Linked DNA regions of Mus musculus: region 2 is linked to region 1. Evidence: chromatin contacts called from ENCODE Hi-C or POLR2A ChIA-PET data. All regions are on one chromosome and are shown on one strand. Each heading gives the region's core, a stretch centred on a gene start or an enhancer-like site at or near the end of the contact. The rest is flanking DNA. Distances are from core to core; before and after follow the strand shown. Region 1 holds the start of Ccna2 (cyclin A2). Region 2 has its middle 20 kb from the start of Gm36168.

What was found. A loop is a pair of places that touch in the nucleus more often than their neighbours do. ChIA-PET counts read pairs that join two places held with the same protein, here RNA polymerase II (POLR2A).
Region 2: a loop to region 1 is called in a map of v-Abl transformed pro-B cells, with 2.7 times the contacts of the local background. The contact joins the enhancer-like site here to the promoter of Ccna2 in region 1. A Hi-C loop is called at or near these places in 1 of 37 maps with a recorded cell type or tissue (v-Abl transformed pro-B cells). POLR2A ChIA-PET finds 5 or more read pairs at or near these places in 1 of 5 experiments (Patski).

What each region holds. Positions count from the first base shown.
Region 1 is chr3:36,571,280-36,574,479 of GRCm38, forward strand. It overlaps Ccna2 (cyclin A2), which reads right to left and starts at 1,759. Exons shown (of 9, transcript NM_009828.3): 1 at 1,502-1,759; 2 at 359-1,024. The coding sequence starts at 544. Bbs7 (Bardet-Biedl syndrome 7 (human)) reads right to left here. Exons shown (of 19, transcript NM_027810.3): 19 at 1,864-2,343. The coding sequence ends at 2,210.
Region 2 is chr3:37,202,706-37,205,905 of GRCm38, forward strand. No RefSeq gene overlaps it. Among named protein-coding and RNA genes, the nearest start is that of Gm36168, 20 kb to the right of the region's middle. Within about 2 kb of position 1,471, at least 1 of the 3 ENCODE cell types and tissues checked has a DNase peak (open chromatin) inside an H3K27ac peak, as active enhancers do.

The DNA.
Region 1 (3,200 bases), core at 509-3,008:
TCCTTCCCTGAAGTAGTAATCTGGGAAGCAGATGGTGAGGGGGAAGGGATCTACATCCTAATGCAATGCCTGGCTTTAAAAGTGGAGGGAAAGGTACACAGCTGGGGGAAGTCGACACGCGAGTGGCAACGCTTGGTATGACCCCGGGCATTTTTTGGAACGCGGCGCCACTAGTGCCGAAGGGCGGTCTACACGGGTCGGCAGAGCTCGTGGGACTATTTGGTACTAGAAACGCCCGGACCGCGAAGACTGCAGCCTGACTCCCCCTGGAATGCTCAGCGTGCTTTCCGGCCCTCTGGGCTGCTAAACCCAGGACCGCTCCCGCCCGGCCCTCCTCCAGACCCCCGCGCCCTATTACCCGTCGAGTCTTGAGCTTCTGCTGCGGCGCGGGTCCACGCACGTTCCCGGCCTTCAGCACCGCCTGCGCCCGCGGCTGCTGGGCTGGCGCCAGTTTTTCGGGGTTGACATTCTCTTGGTCTTCCTGATGCAGCGAGAGCAGGGCTGAGCCCGCATCGCGACCCGAATGCCTCGAGGTGCCCGGCATCGCGGCTCCGGTCCGGTTCTGTCGGCGGCAGAGCGTGCACAGCGCCCGCCGCTCCGGAGCAGCGCGGGACCCTGGCGGCCGACCCGCGGAGCAGAGGCTGCAGGCGGGAGGAGCGTAGAGCCCAGGAGCCGCGAGCTGCGCGCCGCCCGCCGGCTGCTGGTCTTGTAGTTCAAGTAGCCCGCGACTATTGAAATAAACCAATGAGGGCGTCCGGAGTCCGTGACGTCACCAGAAGCGCCGGTCGCCGCGAGCGAAGGCCCGACGGGAATCTTACAGGGCGGGAGCCTGAGGACGCGCCTGCGCAGAGGAGGGCGGGGCGGGCGGCCGCTTTCGGCCGATCTCTGCTGCTCAGTGGATCTGTAGCCTCATAGGATCCTGCCGGAGCCGCTGGGCGGTCCAGACAAGCCCTCGGGGCCTCGAGGTGTCGGCCTTCGCCTCAGCTAAGGGGTGAAGCGCCTTCTCCTGGTCGCTGGGTGGCGCCTAGGCAGGAGCGTATGGATCTGAATGACAAACTGCCCCGTCCTGGGTACACTACTCCTTTCTCTTTCTCTGTGATGCTGCCATACAACATAGGGAAACGCTGGAACTTTTACTGTTTACTATTGTTTCACCTCTCCTGTATATCATTTGTTTGTTGTTTGATTTTGAGGCAGGGTCTCATAATGCTGTCCCAATTGTCCTGTGACTCACTGATATCCGTTATCAGAGCTCACTGATCTGGGATTAAAGGCGTGTCTCTATGCCCCGCATTCCAGTAAACTACCCCACCCCCACCCCCAATTAAAGATGGGTTAATTTAAAATGCCAACATGAGCTATTGTTGATAACAAGTGGTGTACTACAAGAAATTCAGCTGTCCATTAATTTTGCTAATCCTTGGTTGTGACATCAGACCATGAAGTTCCACTGACCCAAATAGATATTACATTTAGAAATGAAGTGCATTGTGGTACATACCTTTAATCCCAGAGTTTCAGATCTCTGAATTCAAGTTAGTCCAAGTCAGCTATGTAGTGAGATGATGTCTCAAAAGTAGAAAAAAAGTGTTCATAAGAAAACCGGGCAGCCAGGAGGCGATGGCCAAGCCTTTTCCGGGCATCTCAGGAGGCAGAGGCAGGTGGATCTCTTGAGTGCAAGGCCAGCCTGGACTGCAGAGTTAGTTCCAGGTCAGCTACACAAAGAAATCCTGTCTTGAGAAACCCTGTCTCGAAAAACAAAACAAAACAAAAACCACAAAAAAAAAAAAAAAAACCAACCCAAACACACACACACAGAGAAATATATACAAAACCTAAATAAATATATAAAGACACAAGTATATTACCTTAAATGTTCACATTTAATAGTTAAGAATCATACATAAAATATAATAAAATGTAATCATTGTTTTCATAACTACCCTTTGAAAACAAAAGACAGCTTATTTGCTCTTATTTAATAGTATTCTAAAACTTTCAATGCAATATTCCCCTGAAATGAATGACTAAAAGATCTTCTTTTCCCCTCAAGTACACAATAAAAAGGACTTTCATGGGTACTCGTAGGGGGATGCTTAGAGGCCGTCACTCTTCTGATTACATGTGGGACGTCCATCTGAGGTGCCTCGGGTCTGATCAGGCTCTGCTTGCTTCTTCGGCTGTCCTGTTGGCCTACCTTGTTTATCTTTCATGCTGCATCGAAGAAAGAAATCAGTGTGTTCTGGTCGTAGCTGTCGAGAATCTCCAGGAGCATGGGTACTTTGGTTTTTACATTAGTGCCTTTGAACTTAAATTTATCTATAAAAAGATCAGTAATCATACCTACGAAGAAAAATATTATTTCTTGTTATTGATTAGTTCTTTTAACAATGCATGTGGCATTCTCTCACCACCTGAGACTCCATTATTCAACACATACAAGCCTGGAAGAGGTTGGTGTTTTTAAAAACAGATGTGTATGTGGAGAAGGTTTGAAGCAACTTTCAAGACATAAATATTTGATAACCTTCTAACAATGGGTTGCAACTGCTGACCTAGACAAGCCACTGGTCGCGATTCTGAATCTGTGTCGGTGCACCCTGCATCCCAGCGACTGACTGCTGCTGCATCAGGAAGAACGTCTGAACTGAAGCACTTCACCCATGGGCTTACTGGGTGCAGAGGTCTGGGAAATTACTGCACCTTTGAGTTTTCAAGATGTAACACAGAGACAACTCAAGTTGTCTATTATTTATACAAGACCCTTGAAAAAAAGTATATTTTAGGAAGAGAAAAAGAATATACCATTGATACTTTTTATATTGGTCCAATGAGACTGAGTGCTGATATCTGCTAACAAAATGGCAATGCTTTTACAATAAACAGGTGAATACTTGCACTCAGTGGGATTTAAAAAAAAAATAGAAAAAGCTTCGTGTCAGTTTAAATCAGGTTTTATCATGAAGTCAATCAGATTAAGACAATTTGCTGGTAAATGATTTACAAAGGTAAACTTTGGTTTTCAAAGCTGCTTCCTAGATTTTGGAATCACAGATGAGAGACGGTAGATCTGCAACACCATCATGTAAGGATATTTTAAGAGACCCTGTGCTTGCCGAATAGTGAACACTCAGATATCAGTACTGTTCATCTGTGAGAAAGTCTTGGGTGCATAATAAATTCTGTAGGCAGGTTAGTGG
Region 2 (3,200 bases), core at 221-2,720, 630 kb after region 1:
AGTTTTTGGTGGCAAAACTCAATCTATCTGCCTAATGGCTTCATTCTACTGATATCAGGCTCCCTTGGGAACTCACAGTAGAGCTGGGCTGAAGGGACCCAGGACACAGCCCCAGAGCAAGAGCCATATGAGCAGGGAGGAAAAATACAAATTATACTCAACACTCAGAGGCAGAGCTAAATCCTGCTTTTCTTTACTTTGTTCTGGGTGCACACCCTATCCCCAGAGCCGGTGATATAGTAAAGGATCCAGACCCAGACACGGCCCGGTGGCTGTCAATCACACCAGCTACACTCAAAATCCACTTCCTCACAGAATGCTAGGGGGGGGCGATGATTGAGCTCTGTACTCAGTGTTGTCCTTTCCTCAGGCTGAGATGTACTCTTATGGATGGTCCTGCACATAAGCGTAGGACTAACCTCAGTGCCTGCTGAAGCACGCTCCCTCCCTTCTGCAAACTGTGCAGACCTGGCCTTCCCTGACTCCTCTGCTATTCTAAGCACTTCCTTTCCTTTCAGTTTTAGTGAATCTTTGATGGCGGATTAGATACTAGGGAAACCCTGCTCTACTAGGGCATCCAAGCAACCCTGCTGTGTCTTTCAAATATTTCCTGTTGCTTTTCTGGGGATTCCTCCCTGGTGAGGTCCTTGGTCAGTCTATCCAGGCTTCTTTCGGTAGAACAAAGGCCAGATCCTTAGTTGCTCCTGGCGCCTTCTTATCTAAAAATAGCCTTGCAAACCTGATTTTATCCATTTTCTATAAATTCCCAGGGAGCCCCCGTAGTGCTCCTTAAGGTCTAAGTAATAGTGACAGTTTGCTTTTATGGCTGAGCTGTGGTCATAACGTATTCTCTTTGCCAGCACAATTGGAACAATAAGACATTTACAACCAGTGCGAAAGTCTAGCCCCTGTCATAAGCCAGCCACTTAGAGATCATAATGTCACCTCCATATCCTATAGCTAAAGTCCTCAGGAAACACCCAGCTGTGCCAACTTAGGGGGTCTAACTCCCACTAACTGGGGGACTTGGTCAAATGATATATATGTATACAGAGAATGGATTTTACATTCAGAGGCCTCCTTACTCTGCATATCCTTACAATAGTGCCTGAAACAGATAATTCTAAAAAATACCTCATAATCATAATTGCTTTATGTCTTGTATCCAAAAGAGGCAAATCAAATCAATCAATCTTAATCAAATGCAAGCCTATTTCAGAACGCATGTCGCAGGACCCTGTTAGGTAAGCTGTGGGACTGACGACTTCTTCATGGAAACTCTGGCTTGAATATAGAATTATCTGTAAGGAGGGAGGAAGGAGGACAGAAAAGATCAAGCTCCTGACAGAATAATTTCCCTAAGGACGCACCAAGTCAGATGATTGGTTTCTTCCCCTGCACTGCCCCCTTGTGGTAAAATGTCGTTAGTGTTTTGGTAGAAAGAGGAAGTAAAGGAGACAGCGATGAAGGGAAGTCGGGCTCCAAAGAGGAGCTGCCAGCCTTCAAGGAGCTTGTGGGGAACCCTGCCCTGCCAGAGCTTCCTGTTCTTTGCTTTGTGGCCCTGTGAGAGGCGGCAGCTGCTGCTGCCCCACCCTGACCCTTTCTCTCCTCATCAGATCTGAGCAGCGTAACCAAAGATACATGGCACAGACCTCAGGAGCCCGCAGGAAAGGAGCGCCTTCCTGGAACGGTTTACCTTGCCCAGTCGTCCTGGACGCTCCCAAAGGAGGTTCTGTCGTTGTTAGCGATGTACATCAGTCTCCAGTGAGGCACATAACGCTTCAGTGAACATCTCGTCCAAAGGGACATTTGAAAGAACAAAAGAAGACCAGAAATATTTCTGAAGGAGTAGAAGCTGGGAGGGGACTTTGGGACACTTCTTTCAAGTTTCCTCCTCTGCTAAGAGAAATCTACAAACACAGGGGATTGTGTTATTCGCGTCACTGAGAGCAAGAGGAGAACGTCTGATTTGGGCATAGTATTCCAAGCACAGTTTATCGAAGTAACTGGACTCATAAATACAAAGTTGGAAAGCATCTCATGTGTACTGGGTTCTCCCTGGGAGCAAGTGCCTGTCACTGTCAGGGGAGACCTCTCCTGGAGGGCACAAATACTGCAACGTGTCAGTGATCCAGTTTCAGGAGTGAAAAATAATGTTTTGTGCAAATGCATTAATATTCTTCAAAATCTAGAAAGACATCAGAACTAGGAAGGTAACTATTGAGTGCAAACTAGCTTTTGGATGCCGTATTACTTCTTAATAAAATTTTACTAAAACTACAACCCTGAAAATAAATCAGATACTACAAATATATCCTTGTTTGAAGGCGGTGATAGATACCTGGTACGGACCAGATTGTGTCAGTGAGCAGGATCGACCCTTCCCCAGACACATTTTCAGTCAACACTTTCCTGTTCTGAGATGAGGTCCAAGGAGCGCTGGGTGCTCAGATACACTGGGGCTTTGCTCTGTAAGCAGCCTGTGGTTTCTGGGGTCCCCAGCAGAACCCCAGGGCTCTCTACCCCACATTTTGCTCTGGAAACCCAAGAGTCCTGTTGTGATTTATGAAGTGACAGAGTTAGGAAGAAAGGCAGCTCTTGGACCCGTAGCCCAACCAAACACACAAGCTGTGGTCGTCGCCCCAGACAACTGCTCTTCAGCAGGCTTGAGATTTCTCCACAGAGAGCAGAGTCCTTTCATGTGGGCAAAGAACGACTTTATCAGACAGAATGCCTCGATGCTTATGAAATGCTTCCTGAGAGGGAGGAAGTCAGGCTATAATTGGGGCAGAATTTACAACAGCGAAATCACATTTGGGCAAGTTCTCTCTTATTGCAAGGGGCCTCCGAGCCACTAGAGATGCTTCATAGATTGCCACTGTCACCTGCTGGCTGGCCTCCAACTGCCATGAGGCCCAGGGAGGGGAAGGCAGGTAGGCCCCTGAATCAAGGCTTGGGTGGTACCCAGAACACTCTGGATCACATGACCGACTTGGTTCTTAGAGGACAAGGTTTGGAAACTTTGATGTATAGGTCTAAAGCCTCAGTAGGAGGGAAGTTGGGTGGTGTCTGTCTCACCTGGTGCAGTGGCAGTGAGGCTGTAACAACTGCCCAGTCACTAGCCTGAAGCAGATGTTGTATTTAGTGCTAAGGTCACCTGTAGTTTATATGTAGCTCTTCTTGTTCACATGAAACATAGA